Regions from separate parts of the Homo sapiens genome. Here region 2 is linked to region 1. Evidence: chromatin loops called from intact Hi-C (ENCODE). Cell type or tissue: Caco-2. All regions are shown on one strand. Region 1 overlaps ANKDD1B (ankyrin repeat and death domain containing 1B). Region 2 overlaps POLK (DNA polymerase kappa).

Region 1 (4,000 bases):
AACAGACTGGCACCATGGAATCTAAACATGGTAAGGAGGGAAGTAAGGACATAGAGATGAAGAATATGAAAAAGGGCTAGAACTGTGGACTGGAGGACTTCATAAGGTTGCAGAATTTCTGGACTTGGAGAACTAGAGCAGCTGAGCTGAATGGATGAGAAGTTGTGGTCAAAGAATAGGATTCTGGAAGTCAAGATTTCAGAGGTAGTGCAGTTTGAGGGATGATTAGTTCAGGAATGTGTCTCTGAAATTTGATGGCTAAGGTCAGATCTGGGGAAGATTATTAGAGGTGACAGAGTCAGGGAACTAAGAGGCCAAGGTGTTGGATTAATCATCTGTGAGGAGGTTGAAGTCACCTAGAATGGTGACAAGAGTAGGGGTAGGAACGAAGAGAAGGATCCAGGTAATAGAAAGAATGAACATGTGAATCTGCATGAGTCTACTCAGGCTGCCACGACAAAGTACAGCAGACTGGATGGCTCAAACCACAGACAATTATTTTCTCACAGTTCTGGAGGCTACAAGTCCAACATCAAGATGTTGGAAAAGTTCAATTCTTCTTAGGCCTCTCTCCTTGGCTTATAGATGGCCACCTTCTCCCTGCCTTCACCTGGTCTTCCCTGTGTGTGTGTGTGTGTGTGTGTGTGTGTGTGTGTCCTAATCTCTCTTCTTATAGGGACACCAATCATTATCAGATTGGAGCCCATTTATATGACCTCATTTTACCTTAATTACCTCTTTAAAGGCCCTATCTCCAAATATAGTCAACATTCTGAGGTACTTGGGGTTAGGACTTCAACATAGGAATTTTGGAGGGACACAATTCAGCCCATAACAATATTTCCCAAGAAGATACTCCTTGGTTGGTCCTTGATTGGACTTGGCAGTATCCTGAAAGGTCTTTGCTTCGGCAAAAACTTGGGGAACATTGAATGTTATGATGGTACCATTTAAAAAACAAGGAAACCCTTAGGAAACTAATCCACAACACATCTACAGAAACCTCTCTTACGGTCCTTTCTGTTTGGAGATGGTATGTTATTGACTCCTACTTAACCTCAATTCTGGTCTTACCCCTTATGTTGGGCTGTCCTCTGAGAGCCCTCTACTCCCCTACATAACAAAAAACTCAATAAACCCTGGAATCTTCTCTGTGATAGTTAATAAAGCCTACCATATGAATGTGTATATGTGTGTGAAATGTGATGTTTATAGTAGATGTCAATCTACTTCTATGTGTTTTTATATAAATGAGAATAAAACATTTTAATCCCCTTTAACTTTGTGTCTGTATGTATGATGGGCTGCATTTTGAAATCTTCATGCAGGCCTGGCCTCGGTATAGAGTTCTGAAGACAACAGTTTTATCTCTGTAAGCTGTAGGAGCATTTGGACTCCTCCCTGCCTAATCTTGTACAAGGTTTTTTACAAACAATGCCCCCTGGGAAGTCTATGGCCGCCTTCTGACCTTCTAAGCCAGATACCAGGTTACTGACTTCAGGGTGGTCCTCATGAATAATGTTTTGTTTGGGGCCAGGAACATTTTTAAGGATGTGAAAGCGCTTGCAGCATGAGGAGAAAATGAAATCTTGATACTACAGTTTTGTAAGATATTGAAGCGAAGTTCCCATGTCTTAAATAAAACAGCAAAATGTGAAAGACTCAAAGCTGTTGTTACAAGGTTTGCCCTATGAAATATGCTTTCTCTTTGGCCTCCTTAAATTCCCTCAGTCATGCTTGCTTTGCTTTCTTTCAGTACTCCCAAATGAGAGAAGCTTTCAGAATGCTGCTAAAAGCAATAATTTGGATCTTATGGAGAAGCTGTTTGAAAAGAAGGTTAACATTAATGTTGTGAACAATGTGAGTAGAAGTCATAAATATGACAAGTGACTTCTCCAGTAATGGCTTGGATTTACACAGGACATCTGAAATAATAATAAAAATAAAAATCATGGTGCTGGCTGAGATAAGGGAGAGCTGCTTTGTTGGTAATCCCGGGGTGTTTAAGCTAAAAGGTGGAGTCAAACAGTGGAAGAGGCTCTGGGTGTTTTAATTCCTCTTCCAAGAAGGGGAGTGCACAGAATCTTCATGCCTATCTGTTCAAAGTCTGTGGGTGGGCAGTAAAGCCAGCTGTCAGGGTTGCAGGCCCGGACTTGGTCCTGGATTGTCGCCTGTGGATCAGTTTGGCCTCACACATTCTGGAAAGGCAGAACATTTTTTTGCTATACAATCTGGGTTGTTTTCTTGCCAATGATGTCCTTTGTGGTTCTGTTTTTCCAAATTTAAAAATCTAAAGAGGCGTGTGGATTTTCATTATACTGGTTTTGAAATGTAGTGCGTCTCCCTCTTGGGCAATGAGGCCTTATCTAAAACCTGGCTCTTACTTGTTCTTTAAGTGCCGGGTTTTAGCGGAGGGAAAGTCCACTGCCATAAATTTGGATTCTTTACTGCTTGCTTTTGTGAGGATTTCCTGATAGTCCTTTGAGGCCAGGTTTATCAAAGTGAAGGTTGGAGGCTGTGTCAATTGCTTAGGACAATTTGTGGAGTGGTTCAAGGTGGGTGTGGCAGAGGTGGATTTAATGGTATACGAAGCATAAGCTTCAGGGCCCTTGCTTGTACAGGCCCCTTGTAAGGCACTGAGAGGGCTCTAGTAATATGTTCCTATGACTATATGATTTTGTAAAATCTGAAAAAATGTAAGGCATTTTAACTGCAATTATTTAAGCTTTCTGACTCTGGCTTTAAGGAAGACTCCCTAAATAGTCTAAACTCAGGTTTCACAAAACCTGTGTCTGTCGCAGGCAGTAAGGTCCTAGAAACTGAAGCTGCAGAATCTGAAATCATGTCCCACGTGCAGTGGAAGAATGTTGTGCATGTGGCGGCAGTAGGGGGGTGGTGTGGCTTTGTGCTTATGTGTGGGGATGAGTGTGGGGATTGGTATGTCTGTGTATAATGTGTGTGTGTGATGTGTTATGGGTGTATATATAGTGCTCATGTTCCATAGATATCCTAGAATAGGAAAGCAGCAACATTTTGTAGCGTAACAATTTTAGGGACAAAAAGAAAAAAAAAGAAAGGAATCAAGAAAGGAAGGAAAGGCAGAAAGGAGAAAGGATGGAAAAGAGGAAAAAGAAAAGAAATAAGCAAGTCTCTTTGAAGGGAATATTTGTATAGTTTCAAAAATATTTGTGGATAGATATCTTTGAAGATTATTATGACCGTGGAAGGTTAACTGTGGGAGTAAGTGAAGCAATAATCACTTTTCCAAGTAGCAGGAAATAGATTCTCTAGTATACTATTCAAAACATTTAACATTTTTCCATATACAACTTTCTGTTATTTTAAACTTTTTCTTAATATTAAAGTACTTGGGAGAGATACTACAATCTGATATACTTTAACTTGCAGTGTGGCAAGTTATTATAAACTCCTAATGAATTGTATTATACTTTCTAATGACATCTGTTTACTGTTTACAGCAAATTGTTGACATGGTTACTTGTAGAGTTCCTTAAAACCAGTGATGATGGAGATTTTAAAAATATAAGTAATTTTATTGAATTATCTTGGGTGCAATTTTGGCTTACATCCTTATTCACAAGTAAAATTAATAGTGGAGCTTATAAGCCCATATTTGACATAGTAGAGCAAAGCTCCAGATTTCAGACAAAGTCATAATAACTGATGGGTTTTTTTGTTTTGTTTTGTTTTGTTTTGAGATGGAGTCTTGTGCTGTCACCGAGGCTGGAGTGCAGTGGTGCAATCTCAGCTCACTGCAACCTCCACCTCCTGGGTTCAAGCAATTCTCCTGCCTCAGCCTCCCTAGTAGCTGGGATTACAGACGCACGCCACCACACCCGGCTAATTTTTGTATTTTTAGTAGTTACAGGGTTTCACCATGTTGGCCAGGCTGGTCTCAAACTCCTGACCTCAGGTGATCCACCCGCCTTGGCCTCCCAAAGTGCTGGGACTACAGGCATGAGCCACCATGCCCAGCCAT
Region 2 (4,000 bases), 94 kb before region 1:
TGCCTGTAATAGACTAGCAATGAGTTTTATACCTTTAAATGTTTTCTTTTTGCACATTTTTTTTCTCTGAGATTGAAGAACTCCCTTTAGTGTTTCTTGTAAAATGAGTCTGGTGATGGTGAATTTTCTCAGTGCTTGTTTGTCTGGGAAAGACTTTATCTTTCCTTTTTTGTAGTTGAAGGATGGGTTTGCTGAATATAATATTCTTCAATGGCAGTTGTTTCTTTCAGCACTTTGAAAATGTCATCCCACTCTCTCCTGGCTTATTTGGTTCCCATTGTGGAGTCTGTTGCCAAACAAATTGAAGCTCCTTTATATGTTATTTGCTTTTTTTTAACTTGCTACTGTTAAGAGCCTCTCTTTGTCCTTGACATTTGAGAGTTTGATTATTATATGCCTTGGGGTAGTTTTATTTAGGTCAAATCTGTTCGTGTTCTCTGGCCTGAATATTGATATTTTTCTTAGATTTTGGGAAGCTTTATTTTTTTGAATAAACTTTCTACTCCTGCTCTTGCTCAGCTCCTTGAATACCAGTAATTCTTAGATTTAGTCTTTTGAGGTGATTTTCTATATCTTCTAGGCAATCTTCATTCCTTTTTATTATTTTTTTTCCTCATCTATGTGTTTTAAAATAGCCTGCCTTCTAGCTTACTGATTGTTTTTTTCTGCTTGATCCACTATGTTGTTGAGAGCCTCTAATGAATTTTTTAGTTCAGCAAACGTATTTCTCAGTTCCACCAAGATTTGTTTGATTTTTTATTGTTTCAAACTCTGTTAATTTTCTCTGATACATTTCTAGATTGATTTTTTGTGTTATTTGGGATGTCACTGAGTTTCCATAAAATCACTATTTTGTATTCATGGTCCAAGAGCTCACATATCACTCTCTCGTTAGGGTTAGTCACTGGTTCCTTGCTTTGTCCATTTGAGGAGATAATGGTTTGCTGTTGTTTCTTTTGGATGTACATCTATGTCTTTGCATTGAAACATTATTTATTTATTTTAGTCTTCTCTGACTAGTTTGGTTTTTATTGGACATGTTTGCTTAGAGATTCTTTGTAACTTACCTGTTGAATTTCTTTTTTTTTTTCTGCTAGGTCACTCTGCCTCTTTTTTGGCACTAGATGGAGGCTTAATTCCAGCTTTGCCTCTGCCCTAGTAAAGGATCAGAGTGTTGCCTGTTAGGAATTGGGGAGGTCCCAAAGGTGATATCTCAGCAGTGTAGAAAGGCTGGCTAGGGGTTTGTGCCCAGGGGACCTGTGGAACGTACCTCCTACCTAGTGGTCCTGCCGAACAAGTACTCTGATTTGGTGTCTCCTTTGACTAAGTTAAAGAGCAGAGTTTCCAAGACTGGGAATGGTAGTCCTGCCTTCCCCATCTGTCTCTGAGTGTCCTCAGGGCTGTTTCTCCCTTTGTGTACTCATGATGCTTCCCATGGATTGGGTCAGGGACAGGTCTTCTGTCAGGACCCCAAGATGGTGGGGGAAACTGGTTGTCTACTTCAGTCTCACTTTTTCCAGTTTAGACACTGTGAGTCAGGGAAATTTTCCACATACTTGGTGTCAGGCAGGTTGTGGGGAGGGGTGTCATAGATATTGAATTCTGATTCTTTTTCTGTCTGCTTGGAGTCTTTTTCACTTTTTTGTGTCCCTTGGAACCATTTGATCTACATATTTGAGTTCTGGGCTATTACTAGCAATAATCTCAGCACCATATATTTGTTTTTGGTTTTCTCTAGTGAGGGAATGAAGCCAGCTTACTTCTACTTACTATTTTGGAACCCAAAACCGGTTTCAGAACTCTTAATGGTGTTAATAAAAGCCACTAAAAAGAAGACTGCAAAAATGAGGTTTCTATGCTTTTCTGCTTTCAAAGATGTTATACTGCGGAAAACATTTTGAAAGCTGAAGTATGATATAAAAATGATTTCTTTTCCTACTGGATCATCTTTTTAGGTGATTCCATTTTATTTTTAAATTATTTTATTTTTAGCATATCTCCTAAGAAATAATTCATGAGTAATGATTAAATAAACCCTAGGATGATGCAATACTAAAATACAGAGCATAGGAAAAACAGGATCCCTAAGATTCTATTATGCATCTTAAATTTATAAAGAGGATGAATACATTCATATAGTAATTGTAGGATAGAATCAGTTTTATTCTGTTAAAAAAAAAGAATCCTTTTTTCTTTGGAAGACTTCTAAGAAAATAAGATATAAAATATTAATGTTTACAAATAAATTTGCTCAAAGAAGAAACTCAAAGATAAAAGACACTGGTGGTATATAATGACTAATGTAACTACGTTCTTCAATTTTATTTTACAACCAAAGCTGAGCTGATTTATATTTCCTTCCCCTGTCTCAGGGTTAGCTGTTGTAATTCATTACAAAATAAGAATAATTTGCCTAAATAAGATACTCTTTATCTTAAAGGTCAAAGCACATCATAATATACTGCTAGTTGATTTATCTTTGTCCAATCTAGTAAAATTTTTTGCATTTAAAAATAGAAAATATTATATATGATGTATTTAGTAAACACCTATCCATTGGGATATCTGAATGTCATTTTAGTTAGAAATACCTAAAGTATTAAAATCATTTTTCAGGTTTCCACATAAGAAAGGTATGTCTGTCATGTAGATCGCACTGTAGAAATCAGTTCATAGTAGAACCATACTGTGTAAATTGCAATCTAAGAGAATTATCAAGGACCAAAGTAAAGTCAAGGGGATCAATGACTAATATGCAGTAATATTTACCTTAGCCCTCAGGCAGATATGTGAAAAGATGTGTAAAGTTAAGAAATACCTGTAAACTCCAGATACAAAGGCTTTCTGCAAACAAAGACCTTTGCTTCTTTCTAGGAATTTTTGCTGGTTTTACTGTGGAATGAGAACCCAAACTGTTTTGTGATTAAGTTAAACAGGTACATGATTCAAGCAGTAGGTTTTGTAGGTTATATTCTTGAAAGAAGGCCTGGGAATTTTTGAAGCCTTGGAAAGCCTTGGGTTTTTTTGTTGGTTTGTTTTTCACTTGAGAGTGTTTTTAAACTAGAAAACAATTTAAATATATGCGTGATGAGGATTCTGGGGAGGTGAGGAAGGCATCTTTGTTGCATGTCAGAGACAGATAAAACTTTCACATTGTAGGCTGGGCACCATGGCTTACACCTGTAATCCCAGCACTTTGCGGGGCCGAGGCAGGCAGATCACCTGAGGTCAGGAGTTCAAGACCAGCCTGGCCAACATGGTGAAACCTCGTCTCTACTAAAAATGCAAAAATTAGCCAGATGTGCTGGCGGGCACCTGTAATCCCAGCTACTCAGGAGGCTGAGGCAGGAGAATCACTTGAAACCGGGAGGCAGAGGTTGCAGTGAGCTGAGATTGCGCCACTGCACTCCAGCCTGGGTGACGAGTGAGACTCCGTCTCAAAAAAAAAAAACAACAAAAAAAAACTTTCAGATTGTAAAAAGGGCAGATAAGAGGAAGCAGGAGTAGGAGGATGTGCTCATAGAGAATATGAGAACCTGTTTCATCTCTGTACTTTGAAGGTAGGGGTGGACAGTTCACAGAATAGGTTTAAATCTAGGAACTGAGTCAGTCCCAGGTGCCTTCCTTAAATACTTGTGGGTTGAATGACTGTCTTAACCCATCTGAAACCAATCTAGGATTAAAATTTTAGAAGACAGTGGAGTTTAATTGGCTGCTCTCCTCTCTTAGGCTCTTGGAGAAGTCAGTGCTGTCAGCAAACATCTGTTTAAACATGTGGAATAGCTGTACTTTGGAGAGCAAAAGTTATTTTAGTACTTTAGGAATATGAAGTAAATTACGTATAAGTTTATTTGCTTTTAAATTTTTGAGAAACTTCTACTTCCAGTATGGAGAAGTAAGCTCTTGCACATGACTGAAAACCTAGAAAAAAAAAACAAAAAAATCAATTACTTGTGGGGTCTGGAACAAAAAACAGATAGATTTTGGAGGGTATCAAACT

What was found. Peaks named below come from ENCODE experiments on the same cell type or tissue, not always from the same donor. Only the 100,000 strongest peaks of a DNase experiment are listed, where the experiment ranks them.
Region 2: it touches region 1 in a loop (3-fold over the local background); 4 of 110 quality-filtered maps call a loop at or near these places.

What each region holds. Positions count from the first base shown.
Region 1 is chr5:75,615,048-75,619,047 of GRCh38, forward strand. It overlaps ANKDD1B (ankyrin repeat and death domain containing 1B), which reads left to right. Exons shown (of 14, transcript NM_001276713.2): 2 at 1,757-1,860. Among named protein-coding and RNA genes, the nearest start is that of ANKDD1B, 5.6 kb to the left of the region's middle. In Caco-2, no CTCF peak of the experiment used is centred here; DNase peaks (open chromatin) are centred at 2,127, 2,494 and 2,884.
Region 2 is chr5:75,520,690-75,524,689 of GRCh38, forward strand. All of the region lies in intron 1 of POLK (DNA polymerase kappa), which reads left to right. Among named protein-coding and RNA genes, the nearest start is that of POLK, 11 kb to the left of the region's middle. In Caco-2, no CTCF peak of the experiment used is centred here; no DNase peak of the experiment used is centred here.